Linked DNA regions of Homo sapiens: region 1 is linked to region 2. A link is an interaction called in ENCODE POLR2A ChIA-PET data of the cell type or tissue named here. Cell type or tissue: PC-9. All regions are shown on one strand. Links, peaks and the distances in the headings refer to the core of each region. The heading gives the core; the rest is flanking DNA. Region 1 overlaps DISP1 (dispatched RND transporter family member 1). Region 2 has its middle 120 kb from the start of TLR5.

Region 1 (10,047 bases), core at 801-8,800, 200 kb before region 2:
AAAAAAAAAAAAAAAGTGGCAGTTTTCCCTGAGCTCTCTCTCTTTTCTGCCACCATGTCACCATGTAAAACATGCCTTGGTTCCCCTTCACCTTCCACCATGATTGTAAGTTTCCTGGGGTCTCCCCTGCCATGCAGAACTGTGAGTCAATTAAACCTCTTGTTTACTCTTGTTTGTAAATTACCCAGTCTCAGGTAGTATCTTTATAGTAGTGTGAAAACGGAATATACAGGATTGAATGACATATTTGTGCTCAAGATCCAGTAGTGAGATTACTAGGTAGTAGGCATAGAGTATCTGCCTTAACTTTGTAGTGTAATTCTTTCTGAACCAGACCTGGAAACCATTTCACTTGTGTTCAGAAGGTTGGTAGAATTTGCATTTGACTCAGAGTGACATGGTGTGTTTAGCTATCATTCTCAGGAGCCTTTGCAGTGCTTGAAGATTTATTAGGAAGGGTTCTTTCTGGAACCCTTTAAGCTTGACAAGAACCTCTTTATATCATTTTGTATGCTAGGTTTTAAAATTAAGTTGAGAAATTTATGTATTTCTACATTTATAAGCAGAAAGAGTTTAGCAAAGCTTGACAGAGGCTTTTGAGGGAAGAAGTAAGTTTGAATGCTTTTCCTGTAATTCCAACTGTTTTTTAAAGATGTAATTATATAAACATTGAATTTTCAATGATAATGATTTTCATAAATGATTTAATACAATTTGATCATGAGCTAGAACAGCTTCATATATCCAGGCCTCAGTGTTTCAAATTATAAGGTTTTCTGTTTTACAATTCTACAGTTGATAAGTTTTGGTAATCTACAGCAGCATTTGATTTTCAGTGAGACATGCTGGCAAATTATTGCCTCTAAAATATCAGAGTGAGTGGTGTGATCATTATATTTGTTCCATAGCCTTTGCTGCACACCTTCTTAAAATCTCCTCCTTTTCCCTGCTCTGTTACTTTCTCCTTGGATAATGATGCTTTCTCATCTCCTAAGTGTCCATGCATTAAAATCATCAATTTCTCTTTCTTTTGTCCCTTAACCTCTCTCCCAAAGGAAATCTGCTTCTCTCGTAACTGTTAGCTAGTCTGAATTGTCTGAGTTAATTCAGAATAAATTGTGGAATGACTGATAGACCTAATTCCAAATTACATCAGGATGCAGAGAAAAGGGAACACTTGTACACTGTTGGTGGGAATATAAATTAGTACAAATTATTTGGAAGACAATATGGAGATTTCTCAGAGAACAAACAGTAGAACTACCATTTGATTCAGCAATCCCACTACTGAGTATGTACGCAAAGGAAAATTAATCATTATATCAGAAAGATACCTGAACTCAATATGTTTATTGCAGCACTGTTGACAACAGCAAAGATACGGAATCAACCTAAGCATCCATCATGGATGACTAGATAAAGAAAATGTGGTGTACACACAACACACACACACGAATACTGTGCAGCTTAAAAAAGAATGCAGTCATGTCTTTTGCAGCAACATAGATGGAACTGGAGGGCATTATCTTAAGAGAAATAACTTAGAAAGTCAAATACTACATGTTCTCACTTATAAGTGCTAAATAACATGTACACATGGAAGCAGAATGTAGAGTAATAGTCATTAAAGACTGGAAAGGGTGGGAGAGGGTGAGGGATGAGAAATTGTAAATGGGTACAACATACATTCTTTGGGTGATGGTTACACAAGAGGCCAGATTTCACCATTACACAATATATCCATGTAACAAAACTGCACTTGGACCCCTTAAATTTATGCAAATAAATAAAAATAAATAAGTAAAAAGCAAAAAAGTATATGTGTTTTGAAGTGAAGCTTGTAAAACTAAAAAGTCCTGTTCACCCAAAGAATTAGCAAAGTGTTTTAATATATGTAGATTGCTTCCTTGTTTACGTTGTTGCTTCAGATTTCTTTCTTTCCTTTTTTTTTTTTTTTTCGGACTCCTAGTATCTGAGAACATATTTCTTCCCTATAGGAGTTGAGAAGAGGAGGAAGAATAATGGGAGGAGACAGGACCTTTTTCAACTTGACAAATAGGTATAGCTACTTCTCATACGTTTTTTCTCCCTCCAGGTCCTCAGTAATCTCATTACATTTTTTTGTTTGTTTATTTAAATACTCTGATGACATATTATATGCCTTAGTTGCAGTTTCCCATCTCCCAACTTGTTATAAGATAAATACTTCTAATTTATATATTAAGTTACATATTAATTTGTGAAACTTATTTTACCTTGTTTTTCAGAACAGTAATAAGTTTTATTAACATGATAAATTTTTTTCCACCAAAGAGGAAAAGTTACCAGTAAATGTGTCCTACTTGTTGAAAATGCCTCTAATGATACTGGCCTCTATTTATTGATCATATATGCCAGACACTGCAGTGAGCATTTAATATATTATTCATTTCTTACAACAACCCTTATATAAGGTAGATGTTTATATTTCACTTTTGGAGAGATTAATTTGTCTAAGCTTGTGCTACCTGTAAATGGTGGAGCTTATTTTAAAGCCCTTCTGCTTTTGCTTATACACTGTTTTCTTCTACATTTCAAAAGCACCTTAAATGATTTGGTGCTGATACTTGAAGTACTTTTTAGAGAGAGTTAGCAGCATGTTGATTCTACATTTTTTTGTATATCTTCATACTCCTAAAAGTGTTTTATTTTCCATTTGTTCCACTTTAAGTATTTGTTAAATGTAATTCTTTTTTTTTTTCCAGGATGGTACCATAATTAATGTAGCATCTAGCATAGTTGAAAGTAGCAGATACTTTAAAAATATTTGCTGCATCAATTCAAAAGAATAACGAAAGGAGAGGTGGCAGTTAATGGTGGGGGGCTATTCACATAAAAATTCATTTCTGTTGGAATGTGAGGCTGGAACCTTTCTCATATTACAGCATGCTGCAGGGCAGGGCTAGAATCCAAGCTTTGATTAAAATCACCCAAACTCTTTTTTCTTTGCTTTACAACCACAAGTTATTGCCAGCTGAAAAGGATAATGGAGGGTAATGATGAATGCGTTTCCATCTGCCGCTACTGCAAAAAAAATTTTTTAGACAGTTTCATTCTTTTTAAACCTAGATAAAAAGGCTGTTTTGAAATGAAGAGTAAATTAGTGGCCACCAAATGAGTAGTTATTAGATTGTTGCCCTAGAAGCCTGTTCAGGTGATGCTGAGGGTGGTTGCTGCCAGTTAACAGTTCGGTCTCAAATAGTCTCTCCCCAGGGATGGGGAATGTGGGGGGGCAGTGGTGGGGGATGGTGGGGGTGGTATAAGAATTCAAGCATTCTTGAGAGTCTTTCTTTTTCATTCCCAACTGTAGGTTTTAGACATGTGTGTTACTTTCCCAGAAACTGCCTAGATTTTCATAGGCTGTCAAGGTCAAATATATTGATTTAGCCATTTCATAATATATATGTATATGAAAACATGTTGTATACCATAAATATATACAATTTTTATCTGTCAATAAATTTTAGAAAAGAAAGTCAAATGCAAACTGAACTTTAATAATTTTATGCAGTAGATCCTTTTTTAACTCACTGGAACCTGAGAGAACTAAGCCATTTGGAATAACCTGTTTCTCTTTTTTTTTTTTTTTTTTTGAGATGGAGTCTCACTCTGTCACCCAGGCTAGAGTGCAGTGGCACGATCTTGGCTCACTGCAACCTCTGCCTCCTGGGTTCAAGTGATTCTCGTGCCTCAGCCTCCTGAGTAGCTGGGATTGCAGGCGCCCACCACCACACCTGGCTAATTTTTTTGTATATTTGGTAGAGACGGGGTTTCACCATGTTGGCCAGGCTGGTCTCGAACTCCTGGCCTCAAGCAATCCGGCGGCCTCGGCCTCCCAAAGTGCTGGGATTATAGGCATGAGCCACCACTGTGCCCAGCTGAATAGCCTGTATCTCTAATACATTGTTAACCCAGCCTCCTCACCCCCTCAGCAGTTAAACTATGTGTGGGGCAGATTGAATTGCTGTGCTTACCAAATTGTTTGTTTGTTTTTGAGGCTGGGTCTTGCTCTGTCACCCAGACTGGAGTGCAGTGGTGAGATCATAGCCCACTACAGCCTTGACTTCCTGGGCTGAGGCAATCCTCCTGCCTTACCCTTCCAAGTTTCTGGGACTGTAGGTGTGTACCACCATGCATGGCTAATTTAAAAATTGTTTTGTAGAGACAGAGGTCTCGTTTCATTGCCTATGTTGGTCTTGAACTCCTGAGCTCAAGCTGTCCTCCCGTCTTGGCCTCCCAAAGTGTTGGGATTACAGGCTTGAGCCACCATGCCCAGCCTGGGTTTTTCTTCTTACTGTAGTTGATTATTCCTCATGGTTGCTCCTCCAGATGACTTCAGCAGCAGTGTAGTGTAGAAATATTCCATTAGTCCTTTAAGACTGTAACCTGATTATTAGTAATTAGAGCTCTGGGCTCAATTGCAGATTTGTAGTCTCCTTTACACTTTAATACTTTTTTTTTTTTTTTTTTTTTGAGACAGGGTCTCACTCTGTCACCTGGGCTGGAGTGCAGTGGCATGATTACAGCTCACTGCAGCTTCAACCTCCTGGGCTCGAGTGATCCTCTTGCCTCAGCCTCCTGAGTAGCTGGGACTACAGGTGTGTGCCACCATGCTCAGCTAATTTTTTTGTTTTTTAACTTCTTACAGAGATGGGGTTCTACTATGTTGCCCAGGCTGGTCTCAAACTCCTGGGTCAAACGAGCCTCCTGCCTCAGCCTCCCAAAGTCCTGGTATTTATAGACATGAGCCACCAGACCTGGCCTACACTTTAAGAATTTTTTAATGATTTGTGGTTGTTTGGTATTGGTCTTTACATTATTATATATCTGCTGAATGCTGTGTGATGGATATTAAAATTATCCACTCCTATCAGGGAGCTACTAACTAAAATGTAATTTCTTTAACCGTTGAATTTGGACAATCTGACTTCAGAGTTTTAGCTCTTAACTCCTTTACTATAAAGCTGATGCCTCCTGTTTCATAAATAATACAGCCCCTATTTAAGATTTCTACATATAACATTCCCCCATGTTATTTTCTATTAGAGTATGTGTATATATTGCAAGGTTTTCCATTTCTATTCTAATAAAACTTTCATCTTTAGTTTTAGTGGTTGTCAGTTGGTTTCTCACAAGACGTTTTCTGCCTTTAGCATTTTTATTTCAGGTAAAAGGATTATGTCACCTTGATGAGTTCTTGGCATATATGCTGTAAAGTTAGTCTTCTGTACCGGTAGAGACAAACAGTTAAAGCATGTACAGTACTTCTTTTGGATTATATTATAATTTGAGGAACAGATTTGCCATTTGAAGTTTGTCTTAGATACATAATTTTTATTCTGTAAATGTACAGATGGTGGAATTCTGGAAACATCCTGTGTTGAAGAGAAAAATTCCACTCAGAATTTAAAATTGGCCTTGGAGAATTATAAAAAGGGGTAGGGGCATGGATCATCCATATGTGGGTTATTGAATTAAATTTTTCACTTTTTTTGTTCTTAGAGTCAACTTTTATAACACTGTTACTGGGAATACTTGACTTACTAAGCTTTTACTGAACACTTTAATTTTGGGAGTACAATTTCTAAACTCACGAAATAATCTTCATGCAACAAGATGTTATTTTATCAAATTTTGGTATTACATGCTCATTCTTTGACAAATTTTAATTAACAGGTAAGTTATACATCTTTAAATTTATATAATTAATAATCATTTTTTATTTCTAGAACTGAGGTCAGGGGTAGTTAGCTATCTAAAAAGCAACAACTGGGTTTTATTTTATATGCATTGTTAATCGTGGCATTTTGCTGTGGAAGGGGCATTTGCATTAGATTTAACTTAATCTTGTGAAAATCTAAACATATTTAAGCAAAGTTTAGGGAAAATAAACTTGAGATACTACATATAATTTGATTTAGAAGCTTTTTAATCCTGAATAAGGAAGGAATACACAGAAAGTCAAGGAAAAATTCTATGTAATAGTTGTGATACTCAAGCTGAAAATAGTCTGATCCAGCAGCCTAAAAGAATGACCTCCTCACTGGTTGAGCATACTTCAGTGTCATGAAATGAAGAGGACGGGAAAAGGTGTCTGTGCATCTTTGTTTGAAGACTGTACTAGGTATAGTGTACTTGCATGTTAACTCAAATACTAGGCTAAAAAGTTTGTATTATTATTCCTCTTTTAAAGATGAGGAAACTGAAATTTTAAAAGCAGGTGACTTGTCTGTGGTTAGAAGAAATATATGCAGAATTGTGATTTATGCCCAGAATATCTGACTCCAAGACCTAAATTCTTTCTGCCATATCATATGCTTTCTACTTATCTTTTGTTTGTTTGTTTTTTATTCCATTTTCCCCCCTTTGAACTGTGTTGGAAGTTTTCTGTTCTATTTCTTTTTTTCTCTATGGTTACCGTAGAAATGTTAATATGCATACTTAACAAAGTCTAAATAAATGTAAATGCAATCTTTATCCTTCTCCTGAACCTCCTTCTGATAAGAACTATTTTTATCAGACATTATAGTTTTGGGACTTGATCTTTCAGCCCCAGAAATAACAGTGTTTATATTTACCCATATGCATTTAACCTTTTTTCCCTTGACCATTCCTTCATGTGTATCGATTGTAAGCTGAAATGTTTTTTAATTTACTCCCTCAGGAGCTTTATGTGAGATGGTCTTTGCTCAGGCTCTCCATTTCGTACAGGCCCTCAAGTTTTGCTGCCTATTACCCTATTTTCTATAGCTCCCCTCCCCATCAGGTTCATTCCACCAGGAATATGTAGATTCCCCAGGGGCACATTCGCTTTAGCACTAACTCACCTCTCTAGACTTGTACTTTTTAAAAAATTATTTCTGCCCTTGGAGCATTTCTCTTACTTTATTGTTGGCTCTTCTATACATTAAAAAAAAATTTTAAGTACTTAAATACAACAATTTTTGGTGATCTCCAGCCATGGGGCTGCATTGCCAGAAATAAAAGTCCACATTGTCATTGTGCTTCATGGGAGTATTTTGTATTGAACATGTGGGCTGGGGGATGGGTAGAGGATGTTTTTAAATTTATTTTAAAATAAGTTCCTAGAAACTGATGAAACTCTTTCATTTAGAGTCATAAGAAATAAACTATTTGTTTGATGAAGAAGCAACAGAGGACTTCCAAAAAGCACTTTTGAAAACTCCCCTTACTGAAGGTTTATATTAACTGCCCTCTAGAGGAAGAAAAAAATCTGAGAAAGATCTTTTAATAGGACATTAAGTATTGTTTTCCCTTGCACCTTTTTCTAAGATAAACAAGAACCAAGGATTACTTGCTCTGTGCATGGGATGCCATGTTGTAAAGTTTAGGTAGCAGATGCTCTAAGAAAATTTATAAAATTAAGGCTGAAATTACCATGAAAATGCCAAAACATCTTTGTATTGGAATTTTACAAAATTTGTTCTTAGGACTTAACTTCTTAAAACGTATCAGTTTTCAAAGAGATGGTAACTTTACTTCATCAGTTCTCTTTGAATGTTTTTTTTTTTTTCATGAGATAGAGTCCTACTCTGTTGCCCAGGCTGGAGTGCAGTGGCACGATCTCGGCTCACTGCAACCTCTGCCTTCCCAGGTTCTAGCGATTCTTCTGCCTCTTGAGTAGCTGGGATTACAGGCGTGCACCACCATGCCTGGCTAATTTTTTGTATTTTTAGTAGAGATGGGGGTCTCACCATGTTGGCCAGCCTGGTCTTGAACTCCTGACCTCAGGTGAGCCACCCACCTCAGCCTTCCAAAGTGCTAGGATTACAGGCATTAGCTACTGTGCCCAGCCAAGAAATAGAAAATAACTTTAGAGCAGTATTTTCTATATTCTATATTTTTTCATATATTCTTATATGATTACCTGCATAGGATACATGTGTTGTGTTTTGCTTTGCTTACCTGATAAAACACTGTTAAAAATAATATTTTAATTGAAAAGATGCTTAACCCACATTTTTTAATGGGTTAAGGTTAATGTTTTGTGGGTTTTTTTTAGCAGATGGTATTGATTTAGTGTTTTTGGCAATAATTTTGTTAGCACTGATAGAAAAGATGAGGATTTGAAAGGAAACAATTGCTTGCTTTGTAAGTTGTGATGTTCAGTAATGACTAAGTACATTCATTTGCACAGCCAGTACAAACTCCAGATGATTTTTTCCCTGCCTGTTCCTTAAGTGGGTCATGTGATTTGGTGTTTATCACTGACTTGAATATCTTCAAGTTTTACAAACCACATAACTTGACCATGAAATCAAGCAGTTCTTTCAAAGGACTCTTTGAAAGTAGATTTTATTTTTTTGGGGGGGTCATTTCAATGAAAAGAAGATTATGCAATTTGTGTATGGGTTTTGGAACTTTTCTCCCTTCCTTTCCTTCTTTTTATTTCATCTTTCTTTCCTGACTTCTTTCTTCCTTCCGTCCTTCCTTCCACCTTCCTTTTTTTTTTGAGACAGCGTCTCGCCCTGTCACCCAGGCTGGAGTGCCGTGGCCCGATCTCGGCTCCCTGCAATCTCCACCTCCCAGGTTCAAGCGATTCTCCTTCCTCAGCCTCCTGATTAGCTGGGACTATAGGCGCGTGTCACCATGCCCGGCTACTTTTTTGTATTTTTAGTAGAGACAAGGTTTAGTTATGTTGGTCAGGCTGGTCTCGAACTCCTGACTTCAAGTGATCCACCTGCCTCGGTCTCCCAAAGTGCTGGGATTACAGGCGTGAGCCACTGTGCCTGGCTCCTTCCACCCTCTTTAAAACAAGTTTCAATGCAGAGATTTCTGTGGTACTTTTTGGTTGGTCTTCCCAACACAGTCTCTGCCATTAGCAGTTAGCTTTTAGCGAGGCTGATAGGCCATTCATTTATTTTATAAAATCAATTTTTGTGTATGGTATTTGGTGGCCGTCTTTCAGAGATGACAGTGACTCAAGTGTCTGTGAGATTGTGACTGCTGCATTTTATTTAGATCTGGTCTTTTTTGTTTTAGGGATAATGGGAAAGGAGCCTAATCCTTAAAGAATGGTATCTAAATTTGTGAAGAACCTGCCTAAATTGTTATGGTGGCACATGTGACTGATGGATCTTTTGGATTTGAATGCCTGTAATGTTTTAAATATATGTTTACTATTAAAATTGTTCCTGGGTTCCTTCTTTCTTCTGTAGGATATGTATATGGATTAATTGTACAGAACCATTAACATGCTGACCTTTGTGCAAATGTGAAATACTTCTTTAATGGTTCTTTTAAAAACTGGGTTCTGTCAACGTTGAGAATTTCAGCACCATTATCTGTTAAGTTACTACCCCATTTTAAGTATTGCATAGTTTGACATATGTATGCACAAATACACATGTGGAATCATAAATTAAACGATATGTAAAAAATGGGGAGATTATTTCAGAGGTAGTAGGTTTATTTTTGAATAATAAGTGTATCTTAAATTCAGTAAATTAAATATATAATAAATGCCCATGATGTATAAGGAACTATGTTTGATGCTAGGTAGATTTATAAATAGCTGTAAGTTCTTATTTCTTATAGAATAAGGAATTGTCCATAAAGACCCTACAGCTTAGAACTGCTGAATTTAATAAGCTGTATACTAGTTTTTTGTCATTACTTTTAATGACAAAAACTGCAAGTACTTTTGTAACCCAATAGTAGTTCACATGAGAGACATTATCACAAGACAAAGAGATTAGAGAAAACTTTATACATAATGACTTGGGACTGGAACTTGAAGATAGGATTTGTAGAGGCATAGAGGTGTGGGGGACAAAGTACCCAGTAGAGGAAGCCTGAGACAGGATGGGAAGTTGCAGCATGTGTTTGAGGGACCAGTTTGGTTATAATATATGGGATACATTTTAGAGAGTAGGAAAAGATAAGATTGGGGCTAGGACATATAGGACCTTGAGTACCATCTTGAGAAAACTCTGAAGTTTGTGAAACAGTGAGGTGATTGGTCATCTATTCATTTGGTAAACAATT
Region 2 (10,047 bases), core at 794-8,793:
AGAAATCAGGATCATAGGAGCACTGTCTGAGGATCAGCTAGGCCTGGATTCAAATCCAGACCACCCCTCGCCAGTGTGAGCTAAGCCCGCACCTTAGCCTCTCTGAGTCTCATCTGTGGATGGGGGTCACACTGCTTGCCTCCCTGGGCTGCCTGTGACAGTGTGCACACCCTCCACACACCACATTCGGGCCCCAGGTGGACATTTGCTAGGAAACTGCACAGCCTGGTTCCACTTTGTCATTCTGAAGCCACAGCTTGCCTGTGTGAGTGGGGACAAGAATAAGAAAGGACCTTGCCCAAAGTGCTCAGTCTTCAACACTGGCCCCTCTTCTGCAGAGACCTTGCAGGACAGGGCCTAAGGAGATGTTGTGGCCACTCGATGACCTGCCGTCTCTGTAGGGGATCAGGAACCACAGGTCTGGGTTGGCGCTTGGGTGGAGCTGGGGATACATTTGGGAGTCTGGCCCACATCACTGTTAGACACACGGAAGACTCCCGCCAAATCCATAGTCACCAGGCCTGCAGGGACCCTCCGAGGATGTAGAGAGAACTGCCTGACTGAGGATGGGGCAGTCATCCCTTCCTGTGTCCGGGCAACTGGAGAGAGCTGGGAGTCAATACCTCACATGGATGGTGGGGCCCAATAGCCCCGGCCGCATGTGCTTATTGAGCACTTAACATGGGGCTCATGTGAGGGAGGAAGTGAATCTTTAATTTTAGCTTATTCCCATTTAAATGGCCACACACAGCTAGTGGCTGCTGCCTTGGCTAGCCCAGGCTAGGCTGCAGTGGTTCCCAAACTTTCATGAGTATAAGAATCACCCAAGGAGCTTGTTGAAAAGTAGACTCAGAGATTTGGGTTCAGCCGGTCAGGGGAGAGGTCAGGGGAGAGGCTCTGGAGTTGCACCTTAATAAGCAGTCCACACTCTGATTTAGGGGCCACCTGGCCATCCGTTCTGTACTCCTCCTCCTTTCTTTCTTCCCAGCCCAGCTTTCTCTTTTACTGTCTTCTTATTCTGTGCCTTTGCCTCCATCATTTTATTTCCATTCCATTCCATTCCATCTATCTACAATTATGTGTCACTTAACGACAGGGGTACATTCTAAGAAGTGTGTCATTAGGTAATTTTGATATTGTTGTAAACCAAAAATAAAATTGTAAGGCCCCACCAACTATCTGAATGGACTCCTGCTCTCTTCCAAGGGCATTCCAAAGTTAACCTGAAAAACTAGTTCAGGCCTTGACAGGAACTGGGAGCTGGACATACCTCATCATTCCCTCCTCCCTTTTGGAATTACTGACAGAACAGACTCTTTAAGTCTGATAAGAAACATTTACAGTCTGGTCTCCCTGAAGCCTGCTACCTAAAAGCTTCATCTGCATGATCAAACCTTGGCATCCACAACCCCTTATCTCAACCCAGACATTCCTTTCTATTGATAACAACTCAACTAATTGCCAATCCAAAAATCTTTAAATCTACTTATAACTTGGAAGCCCCTGCTTTGAGTTATCCTGCCTTTCTGGACCAAACCAATGTACTGTTACATGTATTGATTGATGTCTCATATCTCCCTAAAATGTATAAAACCAAGCTCTACCCTACAGCCTTGGGGAAATGTCGTCAGGACTTCCTGAGGCTGTGTCACAGGCGTGGGCTTAGCCTTGGCAAAATAAACTTTCTAAATTGAGACCTGTCTCAGATACGTTGGGTTTACATTGTGCAAACATCATCGTGTATACTTACATAAACTAAATGGTGTCACCTACTAAATGCATAGGCTATAGGGTACAGCCTATTGCCCCTCGGCTACAAACCTGTACAGCACATTACCGTATTGAATACTGCAGGCGACTGGAACACAACGGTAAGTATCATGCATCTAAACGTAGAAAAGGTAATGGGTTGTGCTGTGGCATCCCTAGGTGACAGGGATTTTCTTGGTTCCTTTATAATCTCATGGGACCACCATCATGTAAGTGGCCAATCATTGACAGAAATGCTGCTACACGGCACATGACTGTATGTAAATCTTATTAAATGGCTTAATGAGTGCTGCCAAACTTCAATGGGAGGCTGATGATGAGGAGTGAGGTGGGGAGGCCAGACCCGGGTATGTCTGCCTACAGCGGTAGAGTAGCACACACCCGTGAGCGTAGGCATATTACTCAATTCTTTAAGCCTCAATTTCCTCATCTGAAAGGGAATGCAGTAATGCTTTATAAGAAGACGTCAAGGATTAAATGAGATTTAATAGGAATCCAATAAAGGTGAGTTCCTGTCTGCATTCCTCAATCCCTCACCCTCTCCTGTTCCCTTCCAGTAAACCAGCACGTAGAGACGAGGCCTGCAAGTAACCCATCTCCCCTCGTCTCTGTGATGGGACCAGAGATCCACCACCAGCATCCTCTTTTCCCTCCTTATAAACATGACTTCTATTTGTCCCTCAACATCTTTGAATTCTGAACTTTTAGGGTTCTCATAAGAAAGTAATTGGCCGGTAAACTGAGGTCTGGGCTGGGAAAATCCTGACCAGGGCTTTCTCCAGGAGATGAGGTTGAGGAGAAGGTGCCCCCATCATGGTGGATCAAAACAGCCAGAAATAGCCCAAAGGCCTTTGGGAGGCCCAGTGGCTCAGGCACTTAACATGGGTATCGCAGGGGAATCTGGGATGACAAAGATCCTCAGAACCCCCCAGCAGCCATCCAGAGCTCCAGGACCTCAGAAACAGCCGCTGAGGCTTAGGAGCTGTCCTTGGAGCCAGTCTGATCCGGCCTGGTGGGAACAGAAACTTGTGAAGTCCTGCAGCCCTCTGTCCCTGCCTACGGATCAGACCCAAGCTCCCTCAGTGAGAGAGGGTCACTCTGCCAGGGGTAGGTGAATCTTTCATGTTGGCACCTTCCCCACCCCCTAGGGACAACTGGAGAGGGCTGGTGGTTCCTGTCTCCAAGCTCTTCTCCATAAATTACAGGCTTCTCAGTTTTCTGTGACTGATCTGATTACCTCTGGCATGTTTCAGGTTCAAATAATGTTGTCCACCTTTCCCAGAAACTGGATATTGGGCTATTCCCTGGCCAATTGCTCCCTGATATCAGGAAGGAGCCAGGGTGGAGGTAGCAAGTCTCATTGCCCAAAATCTCTGATGGCCGTGAGCAGAGCTGGGGGCCAATGGGCCGGACGAAGTCATGGATTCCTGAGGGAAGAGGCAGCTTGTAGACCTCACAGGATCCACACACGCCCCCACCCACATCAGGACCAAAGTCAAGGCCAGTCTGTGATCTTTGTGCTCCCCTCAGCTCCCAGGACTCCTTGGAGACAGACGAAGTACCATCCAGGCTGGACATCCCTGGTTCTGACCTGGCCTCTGGGCTCAGCATTGTCCTGCAGCCTGGCCTTAGCTACCTCCATGGATGAACCTTATTTGAATGATGGACATTTTATTTTTTGAGACAGAGTCTTGCTCTGTCTCCCAGCCTGGAGTGCAGTGGCATGATCTCGGCTCACTGCAATTTCTGCCTCTCTGGTTCAAGTGATTCTCCTGCCTCAGCCTCCCAAGTAGTAGAGATTACAGGAAAATGCCACCACACCCAGCTAATTTTTGTATTTTTAGTAGAGATGGGATTTCACCATGTTGGCCAGGCTGGTCTTGAACTCCTGACCTCAGGTGATCTGACTGCCTCGGCCTCCCAAAGTGCTGGGATTACAGGCGTGAACCACTACACTCAGCCCTGAATGACGGACTTTTATGGAACAGAAACTAGCTTGGTCTATTTTAAGCAGAGTAAAAAGATTTTTGCGAGAAGAATTGGGGTGCCTCATGGAACCCATGGGCAGGCTTCCCAAGGGGCTGGAAGCAAGAAATCTCTCCCCTGGTCTCTGTCTCTGCTGTCTCTCTCGGTTTGTCTCTGTGTCCGCTTCCTTCACTCTCTCTCTCTTTCTCCTCCCTCTCTCTCTCTGGATTGACTTTCTCTGCTCACTTTGCACTTGGTTTGTCGGGGCTACTCCAAAATGGTGCCCTCAGCCCTGGGTCCGCACCACCCAGCTCCAGCAGCAAACTGACCCAGGCTGTTAGAGTCCGAGTTGCAAATTTCAAGAGCGACAATCTGACTGGGCCAGTCTGGCCTCTGGGTCAGTTCCCCGGGGTCAGGTCTCTGCAGGATGATGTTCAACCATCGCAGCCAAGGAGCAACAGAGCCACGAGAACATCACTCTGGCTTCTCCCTGGGCAGCAGAAGGAAGGTGGAGAAGACACCTCCAAAAGGCATCTGTCACAGGTTGAGGCCAACATCCCCATCAGCTCTGAGGCCGAACAGTGCCTCCCTACATCTACCTGCCAAGGGCACTGGCAGGGCTTAAGGTGAGACAAATAAAAATGCAAGGTGGCCGGGTCCTGTCTCTCCTTACAGGCAGCAGGAAACTCTTGCCCCAGCCTGCTGCTCCCTTAGTCCCACCCAGGCCCCTATTCAAGGAGTGAATTCCAGAGAAGGAAACAGGAGCCCCAGCCTCCTCACAGTGCCACAGTTAGACACTGGTGCCAGCAGGCACTTCCTCAACACCTCCAGCCCCAGGCGCTTCCTCCCTGAGAGCAATTCCATCTGGGTTAATGGCCCAGCCCATCTAATGTGCCCGGTAATCCCTCTGAAGCTGCCTTTGTTCGTCTCCTCTGGTTAATCCAGCCCCAGCAACTGAGCTGCCCCCAGCCTGCCCCTGGCCTGTGGCTTAGGCCTGGCTGGGGTTTGCCTCTGTTTGACTCCCCCAGGGTTGCAGCTTCCCAGGGAGGCAGCTGCTCCCGCCCATCCCCTGCCCATCCCCTGCCTGCCTGGTTTGCATCCCAAAGGCCTGGAGACACTCACACAGGCAGGAAGGCAGAACCAGTTGTCTCCAGGGGCAGAAATGGGGGCTGTTCACCCAGAGCCACAGTGGCAGCTGGGCTAGAGAGACTGGCCAGGTTCCCCACGGTTGTCCCCACAGCCTGCAATGTCTCCCCACCACTTTGCAGGGATTAGTCCCCAGCCCTGCAGCCTCTCACTACTGCGTCCTCAGCATGGGGGCTTCTCTCTGTGACAGGCTGGAACTGGGGCTTGATATGAAAAACAGCTGGAGCCTGAGGCATTCACACTTGCTCAGATTTCACACTGTTGTGTTTAGGATTAGCAGGAAGGAGAGGCAGATCAAATGTTACCATCATTAGAGGCCCTTCTCTCCTGGGGCCAGCCCTCCTGCCCTGCCCTTTCCTCCTCCCCCAGCCTAACCTTCCGCTCTTCTCTCCTCTCCCATCTAGGCTGGGCCCACCCTTCCTTAGGAAGCTTCAGGCAGCCTCCACTGGTTTCTGTTTCAGTTCAGGATGTACCTATCTGACTTCTGAGTCTCTAAGCTCCTGGCCTCAGGTGGTTAGCAGCTCAGGCATCAGCCAGGTGGGCTCTGGGCTGTCCCAGGGAGAGAATATTGGGTGCAGTCCACAAGCAATAGGCACTTGGGCCTGTTTGGGCTGGGAGCATTTAACAGACCATGTTTTGGGGCATTTTGAAATTCATTCTATTCATTTAACCACTTCATGCATGCATGCAATAATGGAACGCTACCTTGTGCTATCAACCTGGGATACAGTAGGGAGCCAGAGAGTATCCTTGCCCTCAGTCTAGTGAGAGGTTAATCAAGCAACCACAAAATGTGTGAGAGGGGCAAGATGGGGTGGTATGCAAGGCAGTTCTAAAAAGTTCCAAGTAACCTAGTGTCTTGCTACTCGAAGTGAGGCCTGTGGGGCCAGCAGCACCACCCCCACCTGGGTGCTTGTTCGCAATGCAGAATCTCAGCTCCATTTCCTCCCTGCAGAATCATAATCTTCCCTTCAATAGGATCTGTGCAGGGTTTACATGCAAAGTAATGTTGGAGCAGTGTAACCGCTCAACAGGTTCTTCCTGCCTGCTGCACAAATAAAGACCGCGGCATTGCAGTGTGAACCTCGAATATCTGAGACAGGTCCCAGTCAATTTAGAAGGTTTATTTTGCCAAGGTTAAGGACATGCACCCATGACACAGCCTCAGGAGGGCCTGACGACATGTGCCCCAGGTGGTTGGGGCACAGCTTGGTTTTATACATTTTAGGGAGACATGAGATATCAATATGTGTAAGATGAACATCAGTTCGATAGGGAAAGGCAGGACAACTGGAAGTAAAGGAAGTGGAGAGGGAGCCTCCAGGTTATAGGTAGGTGAGAGACAAATGGTTGCATTCCTTTGAGTTTTGAATTAGCCTTTTTCATGCACATCCGTGTGAAGAGACAACCAAACAGGCTGTGTGTGAGCAACATGGCTGTTTATTTCACCTGGGTGCAGGCGGGCTGAGTCCAAAAAGAGAGTCAGCGAAGGGAAGATAAGGGTGGGGCCGTTTTATAGGATTTGGGTAGGTAAAGGAAAATTACAGTCAAAGGGGGTTTGTTCTCTGGTGAGCAGGAGTGGGGGTTGCAAGGTGCTCAGTGGGGGTGCTTTCTGAGCCAGGATGAGCCAGGAAAAGGACTTTCACAAGGTAATGTCATCAGTTAAGGCAAGCACCGGCCATTTACAGTTCTTTTGTGGTGGAATGTCATCAGTTAAGGTGGGGCAGGGCATATTCACTTCTTTTGTGATTCTTCAGTTACTTCAGGCCATCTGGGCGTATACGTGCAAGTCACAGGGGATGTGATGGCTTGGCTTGGGCTCAGAGGCCTGACATTCCTGCCTTCTTATATTAATAAGAAAAATAAAATAGTATTGAAGTGTTGGGGCGGCGAAAATTTTTGGGGGGTGGTATGGAGAGAGAATGGGCGATGTTTCTCAGGGCTGCTTCAAGCGGGATTAGGGGCGGCGTGGGAACCTAGAGTGGGAGAGATTAAGCTGAAGGGAGGTCTTGTGGTAAGGGGTGATATTGTGGGGATGTTAGAAGAAACATTTGTCGTATAGAATGATTGGTGATGGCCTGGATATGGTTTTGGATGAATTGAGAAACTAAATGGAATGACAGAAGGAGAAAAATGGGTACAAAAGGTCTAAGAATTGGGATGACTCAGGATATCTGATTAGAGAGTGCCTTAGGAGATTCAGCATAGTCCTGCCAGCAAAGATTATTTATTTACTTTAAGAGTTAAGAGTGGCAGTTTGGGGATAGCACCAGGAGATATCAGCTGTGATGGCTTGGAAAAACAGTGTAAACCGGCAGTGTAAACAAGAGCAGAGCATGTATGAGTAGTTGAGAACGGTGAATAGGAGTATGACTAGACAGAAGATACTAGGGATGACAAGTTTTCTGGGGCACAGTCCAAGTTGGTCTGGTGTCTGGAATGAGACTGGGGCCTAATAAAAAGGAGCGTCTATACAGGAGCTTAAATGGGCTGTAGCCTGCAGCATTCCGAGGACAGGCCTGAATTCTGAGAAGGGAAAGTGATAAAAGTGTAGTCCAGTCCTTTTTGGTGGCTGAGCTTGGTGAGGTGTGTTTTTAAAAGATCTTCAGTCCATTCTACTTTTCTTGAAGATGGAGGACTGTAAGGGATATGAAGGTTTCACTGAATACTAAGAGCTTGAAAAACTGTTTGGCTGATTTGACTAATAAAGGCTCATCTGTTATCAGACTATATTGAGGTGGGAAGGCTTAACTGAGGAATTATGTCTGACAGAACGGAAGAAATGACTGCCATGGCCTTCTCAGACCCTGTAGGAAAGGCCTCTACCTATCCAGTGAAAGTATCTACCTAGACTAAGAGGTATTTTAGTTATCTGACTCAGGGCATGTTGAGTAAAGCTAATTTGCCAGTCCTGGGTGGGGCAAATCCTCGAGCTTGATGTGTAGGGAAGGGAGGGGGCCTGAATAATCCCTGAGGAGTAGTAGAATAGCAGATGGAACACTGAGAAGTTATTTCCTTGAGGATAGATTTCTACGATGGAAAGGAAATGAGAGGTTCTAAGAGGCGGGCTAGTGGCTTGTACTATAGTATAACCTGCCTTTGCTGGTGTGTGGCGATTAGGCCTGGTTGAACCGCCAGCAATAAATCAAGCATGATCAGGGTGAGGAACAGGAAAGAAGGAAATTTGGGGAAATGGGGTGAATGTCAGGTGGATCAGAGAGATACAGTCATGGGGGTCAGGTGTAGTATCAGGAATAATGTGGGAGGCCGGATTGAAGTCTGGGCCAGGAACAACGGTAATTGTGGGAGACTCAACAAAGAGTGAGTACAGCTGAAGGAGCCAGGGAGCAGAAAGTATATGCATTAGGTATGAGGAAGAAAATAGATTTTGGAAGTTATGAGAACTGTAGAGAGTGAGTTGAGCATAGTTTGTGATTTTGAGGGCCTCTAAAAGTATTAAAGCAGTGGCAGCCGCTGCACGCAGACATGAGGGCTAGGCTAAAACAGTAAGGTCAAGTTGTTTGCACAGAAAGGCTACAGGGTGTGGTCCTGGCTCTTGTGTAAGAATTCTGACCACGCTAACCATGCCTAGGAAGGAAAGGAGTTGTTGTTTTGTAGAAGGTGCTGGGGTTTGAGAGATCAGTCAGACACGATTGGCAGGGAGAGCACGTGTGTTTTTATGAGAATTATGCCGAGATAGGTAACAGATGAGGATGAAATTTGGGCTTGATTGAAGTAATGGAGGCTGTCTGTGAAGCTTTGCAGCAGTACAGCCTTGGTAATTTGCTGAGCCTAATGGGTGTCAGGGTCAGTCCAAGTGAAAGCAAAGAGAGGCTGGAACGAGGGGTGCAGGGGAATAGTGAAAAAAGCATCTTTAAGATCAGGCACGGAATAGTGAGTTGTGGAGGAAGGTATTGAGGACAAAAGAGTGTATGGGGTTGGGCACCACAGGGGGGATAGGCAAAACAATTTGGTTGATAAGGTGCAGATCCTGAACTAACTTGTAAGGCTTGTCTGGTTTTAGGACAGGTAAAATGGGGGAATTGTAAGGAGAGTTTATAGGGTTTAAAAGGCCATGCTGTAGCAGGCGAGTGATAACAGGCTTTAATCTTTTTAAAGCGTGCTGCGGGATGGGATATTGGCGTTGAGTGGGGTAAGGGTGATTAGGTTTTAATGAGATGGTAAGGGGTGCATGATCCGTCGCCAAGGAGGGAGTAGAGGTATCTTATACTTGTGGGTTAAGGTGGGGGGATACAAGAGGAGGACGCAAAGGAGGCTTTGGATTGGGAAGAAGGGCGGCAATGAGATATAGCTGTAGTCCAGGAATAGTCAGGGAAGCAGATAATTTAAAGTGTCTCAGCCTAATAAGGGAACTGGGCAGGTGGGGATAACTAAAAAGGAGTGCTTAAAAGAGTATTGTCTAAGTTGGCACCAGAGTTGGGGAGTTTTAAGAGGTTTAGAAGCCTGGCCGTCAATACCCACAACAGTTATGGAGGCAAGGGAAACAGGCCCTTGAAAAGAAGGTGATGTGGAGTGGGTAGCCTCCGTATTGATTAAGAAGGAGACGGGCTTACCTTCCACTGTGAGAGTTACCTGAAGCTCGGCGTCTGTGATGGTCTAGGGGGCTTCCGAGGCGATCGGGCAGTGTCAGTCTTCAGCTGCTAAGCCGAGAAGATCTGGGAAGGAGTCAGTCAGAGAGCCTTGGGCCAGAGTTCCAGGGACTCTGGGAGTGGCTGCCAGGTGAGTTGAACAGTCCGATTTCCAGTGGGGTCCCGCACAGATGGGACGCGGCTTAGGAGGAATCCCGGGCTGCGGGCATTCCTTGGCCCAGTGGCCAGATTTCCGGCATGTGTAGCAAGCTCCTGGGGGAGGAGGTTCTGGAGGAACGCCTGGCCACTGCGGTTCAGGCATTTGGAAGTTCTTGTGTGCTGGAGATGTGGCTGGGGTTTGTCTCACAGTGGAGGCAAGGAATTGCAACTTTTTTCTGTTATTGTACACCTTGAAGGTGAGGTTAATTAAGTCCTGTTGTGGGGTTTGAGGGCCAGATTCCAATTTTTGGAGTTTTATTTAATGTCGGGAGTAGATTGGGTAATAAAATGCATATTGAGAATAAGATGGCCTTTTGACCTTTTAGGGTCTAGGGCTGTAAAGTGTCTCAGGGTTGCT

The links. Peaks named below come from ENCODE experiments on the same cell type or tissue, not always from the same donor. Only the 100,000 strongest peaks of a DNase experiment are listed, where the experiment ranks them.
Region 1: POLR2A ChIA-PET joins it to region 2 with 6 read pairs; 3 of 35 experiments call an interaction of 5 or more read pairs at or near these places.

The regions. Positions count from the first base shown.
Region 1 is chr1:222,821,887-222,831,933 of GRCh38, forward strand. All of the region lies in intron 1 of DISP1 (dispatched RND transporter family member 1), which reads left to right. Among named protein-coding and RNA genes, the nearest start is that of DISP1, 12 kb to the left of the region's middle. In PC-9, for the core only: a CTCF peak has its summit at 7,282 (motif pointing left); a DNase peak (open chromatin) is centred at 4,005; H3K27ac peaks cover 1,343 bases.
Region 2 is chr1:223,018,133-223,028,179 of GRCh38, forward strand. No RefSeq gene overlaps it. Among named protein-coding and RNA genes, the nearest start is that of TLR5, 120 kb to the right of the region's middle. RefSeq lists enhancers at 4,521-5,196, 5,873-6,548, 6,549-7,224, 7,225-7,899, 8,043-8,800. In PC-9, for the core only: no CTCF peak of the experiment used is centred there; no DNase peak of the experiment used is centred there.